Regions from separate parts of the Homo sapiens genome. Here regions 2 and 3 are each linked to region 1. A link is an interaction called in ENCODE POLR2A ChIA-PET data of the cell type or tissue named here. Cell type or tissue: PC-9. All regions are shown on one strand. Links, peaks and the distances in the headings refer to the core of each region. The heading gives the core; the rest is flanking DNA.

Evidence for each region. ChIA-PET counts read pairs that join two places held together with the same protein. Peaks named below come from ENCODE experiments on the same cell type or tissue, not always from the same donor. Only the 100,000 strongest peaks of a DNase experiment are listed, where the experiment ranks them.
Region 2: POLR2A ChIA-PET joins it to region 1 with 7 read pairs; 3 of 35 experiments call an interaction of 5 or more read pairs at or near these places.
Region 3: POLR2A ChIA-PET joins it to region 1 with 6 read pairs; 1 of 35 experiments calls an interaction of 5 or more read pairs at or near these places.

The regions. Positions count from the first base shown.
Region 1 is chr1:147,754,428-147,760,715 of GRCh38, forward strand. It overlaps GJA5 (gap junction protein alpha 5), which reads right to left and starts at 6,175. Exons shown (of 2, transcript NM_181703.4): 1 at 6,072-6,175; 2 at 1,772-4,844. The coding sequence starts at 4,811. The coding sequence ends at 3,735. All of the region lies in intron 1 of LOC102723321 (a long non-coding RNA gene), which reads left to right. RefSeq lists a silencer at 3,954-4,248. In PC-9, for the core only: no CTCF peak of the experiment used is centred there; DNase peaks (open chromatin) are centred at 3,074 and 3,384; H3K4me3 peaks cover 1,410 bases; H3K27ac peaks cover 2,985 bases.
Region 2 is chr1:147,849,951-147,856,238 of GRCh38, forward strand. No RefSeq gene overlaps it. Among named protein-coding and RNA genes, the nearest start is that of GJA8, 50 kb to the right of the region's middle. In PC-9, for the core only: no CTCF peak of the experiment used is centred there; DNase peaks (open chromatin) are centred at 1,401 and 3,691; H3K27ac peaks cover 2,187 bases.
Region 3 is chr1:148,273,962-148,280,249 of GRCh38, forward strand. LINC01731 (long intergenic non-protein coding RNA 1731) reads right to left here. Exons shown (of 5, transcript NR_183739.1): 2 at 1,277-1,413; 3 at 894-1,016. LINC02806 (long intergenic non-protein coding RNA 2806) reads left to right here and starts at 5,307. Exons shown (of 2, transcript NR_187239.1): 1 at 5,307-5,570. In PC-9, for the core only: a CTCF peak has its summit at 6,146; a DNase peak (open chromatin) is centred at 4,120; H3K4me3 peaks cover 2,709 bases; H3K27ac peaks cover 2,972 bases.

The DNA of each region.
Region 1 (6,288 bases), core at 528-5,527:
AGTAAAAAACTATAGACTCTACCTATCTCTGATGATCATCAAGTGACCAGTGAAAGGGAAAATCCTTAATCATATTCTACTTAAAAATCTAGGATTTTAAAAAATCTGTTTATTATCAAGGACCAACTGCAGGGGCTTCCAGAACTTCCTGAGGATTGGGACGTGGGCAGCTCCCTCCAGCCTCGCTGTTTTCCTGATTTCCACATCATGACAGCAATCCTTCAAGATGCCTGCAAGGTGCCTACCGTCCTTGTTCTTTTGTTTTTCTCTCTGGTATCGCAATTTGCTATTAGGAAAAAATCTGAAACCCATTCATACTATGATTTTACATAGGAGTATTATTAGCATTTAACCACTTAAACACTTGAGCCATTGGAATGAAACATTCTGGTCTTATCTGGCACTGGAGGAAGCAATTTAAGGAAATGGGCCTAAAGAGGCCTGCAACTTGAGTGTGTTCACTCTATTACCAACCAGCTTATGCTCTTTAGTGATGAAGCTTTAGAAGGGAGGGAGAAAGAAAGAAAATGAGAGTAGACATACATGAGGTTGAAATCTTACTATAAGTTACTTTTTGTAGTCCAGCATATAATGAACTGTTAAATGTTAATGACTATGTTTATAAACATGTGAGATGGACTGTTTTTTTTTTTTTCTAGGAGAAAAAAATGGGTTCCAAGTGCTTTCTCTGGTTAGACTACTGCGGTATCTCTGGGTGGAGCACCTTATCCTCAGACAGAGGCCAGGTGTACTCCTAAGTCTCCATATTGGTGTCATAATATGCGTTCTATGATCTCTTTGCAAGACCTTTTTTAAAAAGCTTTCCTGCCCTGATAAACAAGACTGATTGGTAGTTAAGATTACACTTCTGTTTGTCTTTCCTAATCTTCTCTCAGAAATGACACCCATTTGTTGGTGAAAGGCTAAGTGGCCGGTCCCTTGACCCTTTGTTTGGAGCAACAGTTATTTCTCTTCTTCCAAATAGATGAAATATCAATAGCGAGCCAGTGAGAAGCAGCCCCACTCTCAGGGAGCTCTCCTGGGCGTCAGTTTACGTATCTGTAAAATGGTGATACAAACACCTATTTCACAGACTCATCCTTGGGGTCTATACTTCTTTAAAGCCTTCTCATTTTTAGGTCCAGGTCAGGTCTCCCCTCTTCTCTGTGTAGTTTGTTAGTTTTTTGTTTTGTTCTGTTTTGTTTTATTTTTTATGTATCACCTCCTGGAGCCTATGGTTCCTAGAATTGATGATAAATGAATTCGTGTTTAATTCTGTTCTAATTGTTAGAATAGAATAATGTGAGTTACTCTGATCACATTAGGCAGATTGTGGGCTTGATAAAGGGAAGTTCTGGAATCATCCCTCAACATCCCATTTTCAAATACTGTGTATTCAAAACAATAACAAAAATAATCAGATAATAACAACAATTACCATGTAATGACTGTTATTTCCCAAGCACTCTGCTAAACTCTTTACAGTCAACTCAGTTAACAGCCCTATGAGGTACTTAACAGCTCAGTTAACAGCCCCATGAGGTAGATATTAATGGGGCCCAGTTTACAGATGAAGAAACCAAGGCTCAGAGATTGTCTTGCTGGAGTCCAGATGTAAGTTAACAACTGGAATTTTAACCATTGCATGCCTGACTTCAAAGCTCTTTGCATTACTGGCTTACTGATGGGTATAGTCCAAGCGCTCCCCTCCCCACCAAGTCTGCCATCCTTCTCTTGTAGTCACAGTATGAAGTGGACAACAAAAGAGAGATAGATGTAGAGATAGATTTTATTAAGACAAATTACACATTTTACTATATTTTTCCTTTCTAAAACCCTCACCATCAAAGATTGATCCCACAGAATTTCTAATTCAAGAACACTCATTTCATAAAACATTTCAGAGATAGAAGGAGAGAAAATATTAATGCTAGGCAATAGATTAAAAGGTGTCCCCTCCAGGGACCCGGGATGATCAGACATTCCTTCCTAAATGGCATCCTAGTCACTTTCCTCCACCTCTCCACTCTCATTTATCTTTCCACCCAACAATAGCATCCAAGTGTCAGCAGAGGGCCCAGAGATGGGCAGGTGAGTCAGAGGTTGAACCTCCTTCTGAGCCTTTACCCTCCTCTGTCCCAACCTCTTGTGGCTATCTGTTTAGGTTAATAACTGCCAGGCAGCCGGAGAGGAGAGCAGGAAGACACAAGTTTCTCTGTGGTTTCCTTTCCTTATTTCAGGACTCCCCAAGCCTTTACCCATCCCATCAGCACCCACACACACACACACGTGCATTTTAATAATGTAATAATCCCTCTATAAGTCTCAGTTTCCAATTCCAAGCATCGTTTACCTTCATCCAAAACAACAGCAACCCATTATGGATCCAGTGAATACAGAGACCAGGCCAATCCCTGGGGAAGGCAAGGCTTTTCTACAGCCCCCACTTGGCAGTCTCATTAGGGGCACTAGGGAGACATAGGAATCTCTGCGCTCTTTAAATAAAGGCCCTGCCAAGAGAGCTGGAGATTCCCCTACTATTTCCTTGCCCCTGCTAAAGCCTCCAGGAGAGAGAGATCTGGGGGCCTCCATAGCTGTCATCACACCTCCTCTTGGCACTAAGTTGGCAGTCAGCAAAGGAAGTAAATAGGAGGGGAAAATAGTTTTCCAGTGTTTTCTCTCCATTTTTATTTTCATCTTCACAGCAGAATTTTTTTTTCCACAAGGGGAATCTGAGAAGTACAATGCTTTCTTTGTTTTAACAAGGCCTGGGGAAATTCCACTGGCCTCAGTGGCTGATGATCTGGTCAGGGTTCGAGAGAGGACAACAGCTTCTTGGATATTCCTGTTGGTAAGGCCTTCAGGGAATGGCTGGGTGAACAGCCAAGGGAGAAAGGGAAGGGATGGTTTCTATCATTGGATTGAACTGTAAAGGAGCTGCAGGGTGACAGATGTTGGCAGGAATTCCAGTAGAGTTTGTGTGTACAGTGACTCCCTAGCAGGGCTGACACCTGCACAGGCTAGGTGTACACCCTAGCAGAAGGAAAGGTTGCAACATCACCAAGGTGGGGCATTTGCCAGAGGTACATACCAGGGCATTTGCCAGAGGTACATACCAAGGCATTTGTAAAGCTGAGGCTGCTGGTAAAGTTCCAAGAAGCCCTTTTTAAGGCTGAGTAGAGGGAGGAGAAGCCAAGGGCAACCCAAGGCCATCTCACCACTACTCCGAGGAATGGTCCATGGAGACAACAGATTCAAGAGCACATATAATGCAAGTTCCTTGATTCATGCTGTCTATTGGCTGGGAACTTTGAGCTCTTCCTTGGAGGAGGGAGGGTGATCAGGTCAAGGAGGTAGGAACTTAGAGAACGCATTTGGTATGCTGCTGGTATGTAGAGAGAGAGTCATTCTATCCCTCTGGCTATCCCTTCCAGGCCAGCTTTTGCCATGCTTCCCTTCTTTCCCTCTACCCTGTTTCATGAGTAATCTGAAAGGCTTCGTATACTGGGTAGAGGGTGGGGAGGGAACTGCAGTCTGGGTGGGTTGTCACCTCTCTTACTATCCCAGAGCCCTGGTTATAGTTTCTAGAATTAATGAGCAACGTCATTGAGACCCGGGGCTCAAAGGAGCCAAGCAGTGATGACAGTGAGAAAGCATCAGTTCAGAAGGGACACGTCTTTCCTCTCTGAGCCTCCTTTGTTCCCACCTGGTCCTGATCCTCCCATAAAGGAGGGTCACACTGATAGGTCATCTGACCTTGCCTTGCTGCTGGCCTTACTAAGACGTCGCTTGTCACTATGATAGCCATGGGGAAGGCGGTGACCTGGTGAGACTCCATTGGGCACCTCAGGCTTCTGGCCATAACGAACCTGGATGAAACCTTCCCCAGGAGTCTGCTCCTGACCTCGTACTTGCTCGGTGACCAGGTTGTCTGTGTTTTGTTGGGAGGCCATATTATTGCTGAAGGGATTGAAGAATTTTCCCCCAGGGCCATTCTCCAGGCACTGATTAAAGTCGGGGGGTGGTGTGCAGCTCTGGACTATGCCCACAGAGGGGCCAGAAAGCTGGCACTTAGCCATGTGCTGCCGCGGTTTGACAAATCGCTGTCTGATCTTCTTCCAGCCCAGGTGGTAGAGTTCAGCCAGGCTAAGGAGGAGGGACAGTGCAGCCACAGCCAGCATAAAGACAATGAAGACATTCTTCTCTGTGGGCCGGGATACGTAACAGTTGACCGGGTGGGGACAGGGACTCCTGCGGCAGACATGCAGGGTGGTCAGGAAGATTCCGTAGATGAAGTACTGGCCCACAATGAAGCCCACCTCCATGGTGGTGCGGATCAGGATGCTGCACACATAGGTGTTGAGCAGAGTGCCCTGGAGGGCAATCCTTCCATTCCCTTCCTCCCAGCAGGACAGTTCTGCCTTCTCTGCCACCGGGTACTCGTAAGAGCCAGAGCCCCGGACCTCTTTGGCCCTCTCGGCCTCCCGTAGCTTGCGCTTCTCCTGCATGCGCACAGTGTGCATGGCGTGGCCCATGTACACCAGAGAGGGCGTGGAGACGAAGATGATCTGCAGCACCCAGTAGCGAATGTGGGAGATGGGGAAAGCCTGGTCGTAGCAGACATTCTGGCAGCCAGGCTGAATCGTATCACACCGGAAATCAGCCTGCTCATCCCCCCAGGAAGACTCAGCAGCTGTGCCCAGCACGAGCATACGGAATATGAAGAGGACAGTGAGCCAGACCTTGCCTACCACGGTCGAGTGCTTGTGTACTTCCTCCAGGAAATTTCCCAGGAAGCTCCAATCGCCCATCTTGGCACAGCCAGGGAACAGATGCCAAAACTTCTGCAAATGGGAGAGAGAGAAAGAGAGAAAAGAAGAAGGATGTTCTGTGAAGGTCTGGAATGTCTATCATGTTCTGGGATTCCACTGATCCATCCATCCAATGGGTTCTTTAAGAAAATGCAACTTAGAAGTCAAAGCAACCAACGAAAAGCTCGCTCTCCTTTCCCAGCAAAAATAAAAAGAAAGAGAAGATTCAAAGTAGCCATATTAGCAAAATTAGAGCATGGCTCCCACACTTTAACGGATCTAGAAATCGTGGTGTGTGTTACAATATGGATTCTGCTCTTGCCCCAGTAATTCTACTTCAGGAGGTCTGGGATGGCCCCCAGGAATCTGGATTTACAACAAGCAGCCCAAGTAATTCTGATGCAGGCGGTGAGGGACCGCACCTGGAGAAACACGAGTATTAAAAAGAACACAAGACTGGGGTCTGCAAATGTGACTCTGGGCATTTACCTCACTGAGTCTGTTTCTTCATTTATCGAATGGGGATGGGAATAGCTACACCAGAGAATTCTGAGGATTAAATGATATGAGGTGTGTGATATTCTGAAAATCATTCCACAACTGTTCCAAATGTTTAAATGGCTGTTGGATGGAAAAGGAATTTTTTTATGGCTCCAGAGGGCAGAACTAGGTGGAGGAGGAAAGAGTGAGGATGGGATTGGCAAATTTGGCCCCTCAGGAAGCACTCTGCAAAAATCAGAACCATCCAGCATGGACCAGCTGTGTTGGGAGGTGGCAAACAAAAAGTGTGCTTTGGTCACACCAGCTAACAGTATCACAGATGAGTGCTCACTTCCCCTGGCTGGTAAGGCAATGTTGATCTCCCATGCCTCGGTGCAACACAGCCATTCCAGCCACACAGCTCAGCTCGCCCTGCTGCTAAGTTTCTGTGTCTCATTTAAATAAGGTTCCCACACACAGATCTGCCCACCCTTATGTCCAGAATAAATGTCCCAAAACTTTATGTCCCTTACAAAATCCTCCCTCATCTGGCCTTTGTCTGCTTTTCCAGCCTGTTCCTGCCTGTCCACATGAGTTCCTTTTGTCCAGCCATGCCAAGTCTTCCCAAATGCCCTCCTTCTGTACCCCTACATGTCCCCTCACCCCTAGCTGAATCCCATTTACCTTTCAAAACTTAACCCAGTCATTGCCTCCTCCAGCCCTCCCTCCTCCCTCAAGCTGAGCCTCTTCAGCTCCTGTGATGGCCCCCGGGACACTTACTCGTCTCCCAGTGCTTGCTGCCTTGTGTTGTAATCCTCTGCCTGTCTGTGTTCTCCCAGGAGGGACTGTTTGAAAATGGAGACTGTCTTTTCTTCTGTATCACCAGAGCCTGGCCCAGAGTAGGTGTTTAATATATCTTAGTTGAGTGAATGAAGGAGGGGCTGACAGGCACTGTTGTTTCCTACCCAATAGAAAACCAATTCCCTGTTTCTTGCCT
Region 2 (6,288 bases), core at 934-5,933, 96 kb after region 1:
ATATAATGTAATATAATCACAGTGTGACTATTCCACCATATTCACAGGTCCTACCCACATTCAAGGGGAGGAGACTATAAAGGGTGTGTATACCAGGAGACAGGAATCCTGGGGATCATCTCAGAATTCCACCTACCACAATTTGACCTCTGGCCTCCAGTAATTCATATTCCTCCCACATGAAAAATACATTCACCTTATCTGTTACAGGCTAAATTGTGTCGCGCAAAATTCATACATGAAAGTCCTAACTCCCAGTATGTGACTGTATTTGGAAATAGAGTCTTTAAAGAAGTAATTAAAGGTCGGGCGCAGTGGCTCACACCTGTAATCCCAGCACTTTGGGAGGCTGAGGCAGGCAGATCACGAGATCAGGAGATCAAGACCATCCTGTCTAACATGGTGAAAGCCTGTCTCTACCAAAAATACAAAAAACTAGCCGGGTGTGGTGGCACACATCTGTAGTCCCAGCTACTCAGGAGGCTAAGGCAGGAGAATCGCTTGAACCCAGGAGGCGTTGATTGCGGTGAGCCGAGATCACGCCACTGCACTCCAGCCTGGACAACCGGGTGAGACTCCGTCTCAGAAAAACAAAAATAAATAAATGAATAAATGAATAAATAAATAAATAAATTTAAACACAGAATGACTCAAAATATACGTTTGCTTGTTTTTGAAAAAAAAAAGAAGTAATTAAATTGAGATCCTTAGGATGGGCCCTAATGTAACATGACTGGTGTCCTTATACAAAGTAGAAATTTGGGCATAGATGTATACAAAAGGAAGACCGTGTGAAGACACAGAGAGAGACAGGCATCTATAAGCCAAAGATATGGGCCCTCAGGAAAAAAAAAAAACCCTGCCAATACTTTCATTTCAGACTTCTAACATCCAGAATTGTGAGAAAAATCATTTCTGTCATCCAGGTCACCCAGTTTGTGGTACTTTGATTTGGCAGCCCTAGCTGACTAATACACCATCCCAGCATCTTCATCCCATTACATCATCAGCAAAATCTCTTCATCAAATCTCATCTCATCAGCTCAAAATCCAAAATCTCATTATCTAAATCATATAACTCAGGTACAGACAGGGATCCTGGGTACAGTCTATTAAGTACAATTCCTGGGGCACAATTTCTCTCCATTTAAGAACCTGTAAAACTTAAGAGACAAATTATCTACCCACAAGGTACCCAACATACAATGTTCAGATAGACATAGGATAATTGCTATAGACATCCTGGTTCAAAAATGGGAGAGATGAGAGATAAATAAAGGAGTCACCTGTCCATCACAGTATTGAAATTCAGCCAAGCAAATATTACATTTCCTTGATTAAGTTTCAAGGAATGGGAATAGAGACTGTTTAGCTCTCTAACCTCTGAACTCTGCACTCTGGTCTCTGAGTCATCTTTCCTTTTTGACAAAAGGTAGCTCATGTTTGCAGCTGAGTCATTTTAATCAGTCCACTTTCTGCCAGTAGCTCAGAGTCCTCTTTCAAGCCTGGTGTAGAAAGCTAGAACTAGCATATAGAGTGAGGAGGGCATATTTGCAGGTGAGGGGCTAGCAACGAAAATAGGAGATTGGTCTCGTACAGGAACACTGGTCACATAATTAAATATATTAAAGATATTGAGAGCCAGGTTTCTTACCATCAGAAAATGGATTAACAAATATGAAAAATGAGAAATATAGAATGAACTCTGTGGTTTTGGATTGGAATTGGAAGTATCCGTTTGCAATATATAGAGAGAAATATAAAAATATAGATATAAACGTGTGTGTATATCTATATATATTTCTTAGCTATGTCCACTGAGAAGTCCTGGGAAGTGAAACACCCCAAAAGCAAGAACCAAACCTGTTGCCCAGATGCGGGCTTCTCAACATCATTCTCTACTTGAAGGAACCAGGCCTCTTCAGAGAAATGTCTTGAGTTTAAGGCTTGGGCAGGGAAAGTATGAGGTGAGCTCATAACATTTTTTCCCCTCAGAAGGCAAGAAAGTACTCAAAGAATGATAGGACTATATCAAAAGCACACAAACACCAGCTTGAAGAGGCTTCCAATGGCCAAACTGGAGACAATTTGAGTATCAAAGAATGATAGTAACAGATCATAATTCATTGAATAAAATAGGAAACCATGAGCCCATACAGGTATAAAACAATAAATAAATTAATTAAAAGTTTGTTCAGGAATAGAATAGTTACAAAGCTTCAACATTTTTCACACAAAATATTCATTAATTACAAAAAGAAGTAACTTGAAACCGGAGACTAGTAGACATCATCTTAATAAAGCAACTCTTGGCTGGGAGCGGTGGCTCATGCCTCTAATCCCAGCACTTTGGGAGGCTGAGATGGGTGGATCACCTGAGGTCAGGAGTTTGAGACCAGCCTGGACAACATGGTGAAACTGCATCTCTACTAAAAATACAAAAATTAGCCAGGTGTGATGGTGCGTGCCTGTAATCCCAGCTACTCAGGAGGCTGAGGTAAGAGAATCACTTGAACCCTGGAGGCAGAGGTTGCAGTGAGTCAAGATCACGCCACTGCACTCCAGCCTGGGCAACAAGAGCAAAACTCCGTGCCAAAATAAATAAATAAATAAATAAATAAATAAAGCAACCAAAATTGACATCATCAATAATGGGAAAAATTGAAGTTTTGCACTACCTGGCATGATGCACTGAGAAGAACACAGTATCACTTCTATGTTATTCTTTCCAAAGATGCATAACCCAAGTCTATTCTGAGGAAACAGCAGATGGCTCTGAATTGAGAGACATTCTACAAAATAACTGGCCTACAATCTTCGAAAGTGGCAAGGATATGACAGTCAAGGAAAGATGAGGAACCATTTCAAATTGAAGTTAGCCAAAGATGTGATACATGCAGCATTTTGAACTGGATCCTCTTGCTATAAAGAGTATTATTGCAACACTTGGCAAAACTTGGAATGGGATCTGATAAAAATGATTCATCAAGGTTAATTTTCTTTTTTCTTTTTTTTTTCTTTTTTATTTAAGTCACAGGATTTCACTCTGTCACCCAGGCTGAAGTGCAGTGGCACAATCACAGCTCACTGCAGCCTCAACCTCCCAGGCTATAGTGATCCTCCTGCCTCAGCCCCCTGAGTAACTGGGAATTGTATTGTATATACTATATATAGTCTATATAAGCATATGGAAGAATGTCTTTGTAGGAAATAAACACTGAAGTTTTTGGGATAATAGGGAATCAGGTTAGCAGCTTATTCTCAAAGGGTTAAGGAAAAACAGTTACTTCTACCATACTTGTACGTTTTTAGTGTGACTGTAATCCTTTAAAAATATTTAATTTAAAAGTATACTAATAAATAAACGGGCCATGGTTTGACTACTTTTGGGCAGGCTGTCCTCTCACTCCAGCTTGTAGGCCATTTCAGGGCCTGTTGGGTTGGAGACCAATAGTTCGTTGCCAGTCTCAGGCAGGAAAATTGAACTGATTTTGTCCATGCATCAGCAGCTGCCTGAACGTGGCTCAAGATTTCCTGCCTGGCCACATTTCTGGTTAAACTTCACTGACAAATCATTCTCACTGCTCTCAAAATATTTCCCCATGTGTAACGGAGTCACCAAATCAAAGACTTAGGTCTGGCTCTAAAATCTCTCACATTCTTTAGACTACAGCTCTCTGTCTGTCCCTGAATCTTCCTAAACCAGCCAGGCACCCAGGGCTCCTCAGGAATGATTTACTTGCTATTATATTGTGGGGAATGTGGCTGACTTTTGCAAGAGATTTCCTGTCTTCTCTCAACAAGTGACTAAACTGGTTACAGCTAATTCTGCTGGGAAGTAACCAGCTGTTTTTCCACAATGCTGCAGCCATTTCCATGAATTAATTTGGGAGTATTGTAGACCCTTGAAGCAGCATAAGGCTCTGGTGCCTATAGCTTTAGTAGGATTTAGCATCCTCAGCAATGGGCTGAATATAAAGAAACATAAAATCTATTAACGGCTGCTCCTGAAAATGCCTGTGCAGTCTTGGGTGAGGTAAAGAATCTCCCTATTCTTATGAGTGATGAAATGATAGCACCACTAACCCATACCTATTGTCAAGGTGTGTGTGAGGATAAACAGAGTGTATTTGGAGAGTATTGAATTCTATATTAAGAGAATGTAGTATAGCCATATTGCCATATTTATTCAGTGTTAATAGCAGGAAGCAATTTAAAATCCTAGCCCTGCTAAATAAAGGAAGAATTATTATTACTAACAATTACATTTAGATAATAGTTTGTGTTCAGCCACTTATTTATATACTCAGCACACATTCACTGAACACATACTCTGTGCTGGTCACTGTATAGGCACAAAGGATGTAACTGTGAACAGGACAGCACAGTCCTTGCCCTCATGGTGCATAGAGCCAAATGAGGAACTGTGCAACTAGCCACTTCTTGCAAGTTTGAGGAGTAATAAAAAGAAAAAAAAAGAACTTAATTTTCAATGAAAATGACTATTATTATTAGGCAAGTGAAAAAAAAATCATAGGCTTGGAAGTCAGAAGAGGATTTGAGACCTGGATCTCCTGCTTACTGCTATGTCAGCCTCAAAAAGTTACTTAAATTCTGGTCGCCTGGGCAAGATGGCCAACTAGTGACAGCTCCAGGCTGCAGCTCCCAGCGAGATCAACACAGAAGGTGGATGATATCTGCATTTCCAACTGAGGTACCCAGCTCATCTTATTAAGACTGGTTAGACAGTGGGTGCAGCCCACAGAGGGCAAGCAGAAGCAGGGAGGGGTGCCACCTCACCAGGGAAACACAAGGGGTCAGGGAAGTCCCTCCCCTTGCCAAGGGAAGTCGTAAGGGACTGTACCACGAGGAATGGCGCATTCTGGCCCAGAAACCATGCTTTTCCCACAGTCTTTGTAACCCGCAGACCAGGAGATTCCCTCAGGTGCCTACACCTGGGTTTCAAGCACAAAATTTGGTGGCCGTTTGGGCAGACACAGAGCTAGCTCCAGGAGTTTTTTTCATACTCCAGTGGTGCCTGGAACGCTAGCAAAACAGACTGTTCACTCCCCTGGAAAGGGGGTTGAAGCTGGGGAGCCAAGTGGTCTAACTCAATGGATCCCACCCCCATGGCTAAGACCCACTGGTTTGAAATTCTTGCTGCCAGCACAGCACTCTGAAATTGACCTGGGATGCTAGAGCTTGGTGGGGGGAGGGGCATCTGCCATTACTGAGGCTTGAGTAGGCGGTTTTTCCCTCACAGTGTAAACAAAGCCGCTGGGAAGTTCAAAATGGGCAGAACCCACCACAGCTCAGCAAAGCTGCTGTAGCCAGACTGCCTCTCTAGATTCCTCCTCTCCGGGCAGGGCATCTCTGAAAGAGAGGCAGCAGCCCCAGTCAGGAGCTTATAGATAAAACTCCCATCTCCCTGGGACAGAGCACCTGGGAGAAGGGGCGGCTGTAAGCGCAGCTTCAGCAGACTTAAACGTTCCTGCCTGCCAGCTCTGAAGAGAGCAGCGGATCTCACAGCACAGCGCTCAAGCTCTGCTAAGGGAGAGACTGCCTCCTCAAGGCACCTCCTCCAGTGCCTCCTGACTGGGAGACACCTCCCAGCAGGGGTCGACAGAAACCTCATACAGGAGAGTGACAGCTGGCATCTGGTGGGTGCCCCTCTGGGATGAAGCTTCTGGAGGGAGGAAGAGGTAGCAATATTTGATGTTCTGCAGCCTCCGCTGGTGATAGCCAGGCAAAGAGGGTCTGGAGTGGACTTCCAGCAAACTCCAGCAGACCTGCAGCAGATGGTCCTGACTGTTAGAAGGAAAACTAACAAACAGAAAGGAATAGCATCAACATCAACAAAAAGGATGTCCACACAAAAACCCAACAGAAGGCCATCAACATCAAAGACCAAAGGTAGATAAATCCATGAAGATGAGGAAAAACCAGTGCAAAAAGGCTGAAAATTCCAAAAGCCAGAATACCTCTTCTCCTCCAAAGGATCACAACTGCTCACTAGCAAGGGAACAAAACTGGACAGAGAATGAGTTTGATGAATTGACAGAAGTAGGCTTCAGAGGTGGGTAATAACAAACTCCTCTGAGTGAAAGGAGCATGTTCTAACCCAATGCAAGGAAGTTAAGAACCTTGAAAAAAGGTTAGAGGAATTGCTAACTAGAATAACCAGCTTAGAAAAGAAGATAAATGACCGGATGGAGCTGAAAAACACAGCACGAGAACTTCGTGAAGCATACATAAGTATTAACAGCCAAATCAATCAAGCAGAAGAAA
Region 3 (6,288 bases), core at 1,207-6,206, 520 kb after region 1:
ACCATCTCACACCACTCAGAATGGCCACTATTAAAAAGTCAAAAACCAACAGATGCTGATAAGCCTGTGGAGAGAAAGCTTATAAACCCTTGGAGTGAATGTAAATTAGTTCAGTCACTGTGGAAAGCAGTTTGGAGATTTCTCAAAGAACCTACAACAGAGCTGCTATTCAATTGGTAATCTCATTTCTGGGTATATACCCAAAGGAATAGAAATCATTATGACAAAAAGACACATGCACTCCTATGATCACCACCAGCCTATTCACAATAGCGAAGACATGGAATCAAACTAGGTGCCCATCAATGGTGGATTAAATAAAGAAAATGTGGTACATACACAACATGGAATACTACATACCCATTAAAAAAAAAATCCTGTGAGGCCGGGCACGGTGGCTCATGCCTGTAATCCCAGGACTTTGGCAGGACAAGGCAGGTGGATCATGAGGTCAACAGATCGAGACCAACCTGGCTAACATGGTGAAACCCCGTTTCTACTAAAAATACAAAAATTAGCTGGGCGTGGCAGCGCCTGCCTGTAATCACAGCTACTCAGGAGGCTGAAACAGGAGAATGCCTTGAACCCTGGAGGCAGAGGTTACAATGAGCTGAGATCGCACACTCCACTCCACCCTGGCGATAGAGCTAGACTCCGTCTCAAAAAAAAAAAAAAAAAGAGTCCCGTGGACAGAAGATTTTCCTGGTGGAGTGTAAAACAAACTGGGGTGATAGAAATGAGTTCTGTGGACGTGCTGCTCTCCACTTGGGGCCCATCCTTCATTTTGCCGAGACCACCAAAGACTGGGCCTTCCTGGACAGGAGGGGTTCCTCCCCACACGCCTCCCCTTGGGCCCCAGTCCCCCACCACTGCGTGTGTCCGCCCAACCCTACAGCTTCTCTCCTTTCGGGAATGTCATTTCTTGAACCGCACTCCATCACAAGATGTGGTCCAATGGTCTATCCAAGGTCCAGGCAGAGAATCCGTGATCAGGTGACTCTTTGTATTGCAGGGATCTGACAGCAGAGACAATAAAAGTAGCACCAGTTTTAGGGCCAAATATGCAGAAACGCAGAGACCAACCAGACCCACTGGCTGCTTCATAGACTGTCTCTATAAAGTCCCTGCTTAGATAAATTCCGCTCCAGGGCCGGGTACACCCTGTAAGAGGCTGGTGGATTATGTGAGGTCAGGAGTTCAAGATCAGCCTAGCCAACATGGTGAAACCCCGTCTCTACTGAAAATAGGAAAATTAGCAGGAAATGGTGGCACAAACCTGTAATTAGAGCTACTTGGGAGGCTGAGGCAGGAGAATCGCTTGAGCCCAGAAGGTGGAAGTTGCAGTGAGCCAGGATTGCACATATTGCACTCCAGCCTGGGTGACAGACCGAGACTCTGTCTCAAACAAACAAACTAACAAAAATAAATAAATAAAAGAAAGATAAATTCAGCTAGGGAAAGAACCCGAGGACTATACAGTAGCTTCCATTTTTTTTTCTTTATTAGTGTGGCTGTGACCTCTTTGAGGGTCACAATTACAGTAAGTAAATGTAAAAACCACAGGGCACAAAGACAGGACCCTGCATTTGCCAGAAATGGAATCCAGGTCTCCCGGGTGGGAGGTGTAATTTCTACCACTGAACTGCCAGTGCCTCCTGACCCTGAGCTCTGCAGCCTTGGAAACAGTTAAGACACAGACTTGGGGAAAGGAGTCAAGATTTTCGCTGTGTTCTCTTTGATGTGACTAACAAAAAAGACACCCAGAGCAAAGGCTCGCAGTGGTGATTTGCATCAGGCAACACCACAAAGTTATGGCTTCACATTAAAAGAGCTGACTTGAAAAAGCCTTATTCTGAGTAGGCTCTGTGCAACTTGATAACAAACCTCTGTAGGAAAAATCAGAAATTCACCCAGTTTCTTGTCTCTGGTCCTGTATCCAGTGTGAGCCTGTGGAAAGTTCTTGCCTCGCTTGTTGATGTCTTCTCTTTGCCTCCCCATTGCTTGGTGCCTCTCAAACCCTTTCCTCCCAACCTTGACAGGAACATCAGTACTTTCTCCAAAAAAGGCTGTCAGAGAACAGGGACCCTGGTTTGGAAAGCTGAACTCTTGGGACTATGCCTGGGATACTCCAGGAGACCAGGGTGATAATTGAACTTCTCTCCTCCTACACCTCTTTTGAATTCCTGGAAAAGGCCTGGGATTGGATCTTGCTTTTAACTTCTTATGCCTTACAGAGACCTAAGCAAGAGCGAAGAAATGGACATTTCACTCCCAGATTTCTTCCCTTCACCTCACCCTGGTTGGCCACCCAAGGAGGCCAGTTCAGGGAAAAACAGTTCCATTTGATTCTAGGTAGATGCTAGGATATTACTCCTCTAGCTAACAGAAAGTGTTCTTTTGTTGTTTGCTTTTGTTGGATATTCATGTTTTCACTCTCATTCTTTTGTTTATAATGAGCATGGTACAGATTTGCACTGCTCTTTTTGTTGTTGTTGTTTGTTTTCTTTCCTTTTTACATTTTTTATTTCCAACTTTTCTTTTAAGTTCAGGGTACATGTGCAGGATGTGCAGGTTTGTCTTATAGGTAAACGTGTGCCATGGTGGTTTGCTGCACCGATCTTCCCATCACCCAGGTACTAAGCCCAGCATCCATTAGCTACTCTTCCTGATGCTCTCCCTCCTCCCAACCCCCACCCTCCAATAGGCTCCAGTGTGTGTTGTCCTTGCTCCCCAACCCCATGTATCCATGCATTCTCATATTCAGCTCCCATTTATAAGTGAAAACACACGGTGTTTGGTTTCCTGTTTCTGCGTTAGCTTGCTAAAGATAATGTGTACTGCTTTTGACCTGGCACCGTCGTTCACACCTGTAATCTCAGCAATTTGGGAGGCTGAGGCGTGTGGATCATGAGGTCAAGAGTTCGAGATCAGCCTGGCCAATATGGTGAAACCCCCATCTCTACTAAAAATACAAAAATTAGCTGAGCACAGTGGCGCGTGACTGTAGTCCCAGGTACTCGAGAGGCTGAGGCAGAAGAATCACTTGAACCAAGGAGGTGGAGGTTGCAGTGAGCTGAAATCATGCCACTGCACTCCAGCCTGGTAACAGAGCTAGACTGCGTCTCAAAAAAAAAAAATGTATATATATGTATATCTCCCTCCTATACAATATATACGTATATATATATATATATATATATATATAATATAATGTGCACTGCTTTGAATATTTAACCCTTTTCTGCCCATTAAACCATTAGAGCTGGCATTTCCTTTTCTATCCAATCTGAGAGACTTAAATCCATTATAATTCACAGCAGTTAGTGTTACATTGGAGATGACAGGCACAGTTAGTCTCATTCCCACCACCTCATTGTATGATTTCTGTGTTTTGGCTTTGTTTATAAAATCTCTTCCTGCCTTTCTTAACTAGACTGGTCTGTCTGGGTAAATTTTCTGTTTTTCTGTAGTGTTTTTGAAATTCCATGTCCCTGATTAGTTAATATATTTTCTTAGATCTCAGGTGCACAGGGAGAAGGTAATCATGTACCTTAGCTCAGGGCACATTATGGTGGCAGCTCTGAGCAAGGCACTTACTGTCTTTCCTTCTTTTCTCTGTTTATCCCACTCCCATTTCCCTGTCCACTTCCAGAAACACGTTCTGAGGAGTTTAGTATATGCTCTTTTATCTCACACTTTCTCTGCATATTTCAATAAGGGGATGTCTTTGGAAGACATACATTGTTCTTTGAGGATGGAGGATATTAAAACAACTTTAAAGTTTGAATTGGTTTCCAAAAACCCATTCCATCCTCTTTACTCCATTCTGTGTACTATCTTCTCAACTTTTCTATTCAAATAGAAAAGTTTGTGTATAAATTTGGGGAGGAAGAAAAGAGTCAAGCCAATGTAAAATGGGCAAAATACTTGAACGGTGTTTGTTTACCAAAGAGAATTTCTTAATGGCCAAATTGCATAAGAAAGGATTCTTGGCATTATTACTCATTCAGGAAACACAAATTTAAAATGCCATGATACTCCATAACACACCCATCAGAATGGGTAACATTTAAGAGACAGGGAAAGCCACTGGCTTATAAAAATGCAGAGCAACTGTAACTCTTGTTGCTGGCAAGAGAATACAATACTGTAAACAAACAGATGCCTGTAATCCCAGCAGTTTGGGAGGCCGAGGTGGGCTGATCCCTTGAGCTCAGGAGTTTCAGACTAGACTGGGCAAGATGAGGAAAACTCATCTCTACCAAAAAAATTCAAAGAATTAGCCAGGACTATAGGTGTGCCTGTAGTCCCAGCTACTCAGGAGGTTGCAGTGGGAGGATTGCTTGAGCCTGGGAGGCAGAGGTTGCAGTGAGCTAAGATTACACCACTGAAGTCCAGCTTGGGCTACAGGGTGAGACCCTGTCTCAAGGAAGGAAGGAAGGGAGGGAGGGATGGTGGGTCCAGGTGCGGTGATTTACCACTGTAATCCCAGCACTTTGGGAGTCTGAGTCCAGTGGATCACAAAGTCAGGAGATGAAGATGATCCTGGCTAACACAGTGAAACCCCCATCTCTACTCAAAATACAAAAAATGAGCTGGGCGGCATGGCACATGCCTGTAGTCCCAACTGCTTGGGAGGCTGAAGCAGGAGAATCACTGGAACCTGGGAGGCGGAGGTTGCAGTGAGCCGATATCATACCAAAACCACAATATCAGAGATGATAAATTCGCTGGATGGGATTAACAGCAGATTAGATGTTGCAGAAGAAATGATCAGGGAACATGGAATCATGAATAATTGAAAATATGCAAAATGAAACTCACAGACAAAAGAGATTTTTTTTAATGAAAAGATTATCAGTGAACTGTAGGGCAGACTTAAGAGGTCTAATTTTTGAGTAATGGGAGTCCCTGAGAAGGAGCAGGGAGGAAAGGAAACATTTATTTTCTTTCTTTGTTATTTTTCTTAGGAATGGGGTCTCAGTATGTTGCCCAGGCTGGTCTTGAATTTCAGGCCTCACTCAACACCTCCCGACTTGGCCTCCCAAAGGTGTGAGCCACTGTGCCCAGCCAATTTCTGAAGAAAAATAGCTGGAAAGTTCCCAATCATAACAAAAATTATAAATCCAGTGACCCAAGGAGCTGAGGAAACCAAAGCGCAAGAAACATGAATAAAACCACTCCTAGATACATCATAATAACATTGCTCAAATCTGGCCAGAAGAAAAAGACATTGTACATACACAGGAGCAAAAATGAGGATTGCATCAGCTTCCTTTCTGCTCTTGCCGGCCTCTACCAGGAGCAGCAATGCACACGAGCAGACAGAGAAGCAACATCTTTAAGGTACTGAGGGCAGGAGAAGTTAATGTAGAATACTATGCCAGAAAAAATAAATTCCCAAAAGTGGAAGTGAAATAAGGACATTTAGAGATGTACAAAAGCTGACCGAATTCACTACCAGTCAACCCACACTACAAGAAACATCAAATGAGTCCTCCAAGCAGAAGGAATCCAATACCAGATGAAAATCCAGATCTCCACGAGGAAATGAAGAACACCAGAAATGGGTAACTATACTAGGTATTTTTTTATTTTGTAAATTTCTTTTGTAAAAATTTGACCATTTAAACAAAAGCAATAACAATGGGTTGTGGTGTTTATAACATGCGTAAAAGCAAAGTGCATGTCAGCTATAGCGTCAAGGCCAGAAGGTGAGATATAATATCACTTGAAAGTTGACTGTGATAAGTTAAAAAGGTTTGCTATAAGCCCTAAGGGAATTACTAAAATAACAAAAGAAAGAGTTATAGCTAATAAGCCAACAGAAGAGAGAGAATAGAATGATATAAAAACTTTATGAACAGTATGATAGAGTAATTGTTCTTCCTATAGTAATTGCACCTCTAGCCTAAAGAAATATTTAGACCAGTGGCTGAAAATGCCCGTACAAGAATGACTAGAGCATTATATGTAATTATAAAAAAATCACAGAACCAATTTAACCTCAAAAGCATATGGAAAGGGCTAAATGAATGACAGTTAAAGAGAGAGAGAGAGAGAGAGAGGGAGAGGGAGAGAGAGAGAGAGAGAGAGAGAGAGAGAGAGAGAGAGAGAGAGAGAGAGAGAGAGAGAGAGAGAGAGAGAGCGGCGCGGTGGCTCACTCCTGTAATCCAGCACTTTGGGAGGCTGAGGCGGGCGGGTCACAAGGTCAGGAGATTGAGACCACCCTGGCCAACATGGTGAAACCCCGTCTCTACTAAAAATACAAAAATTAGCTGGGTGTGG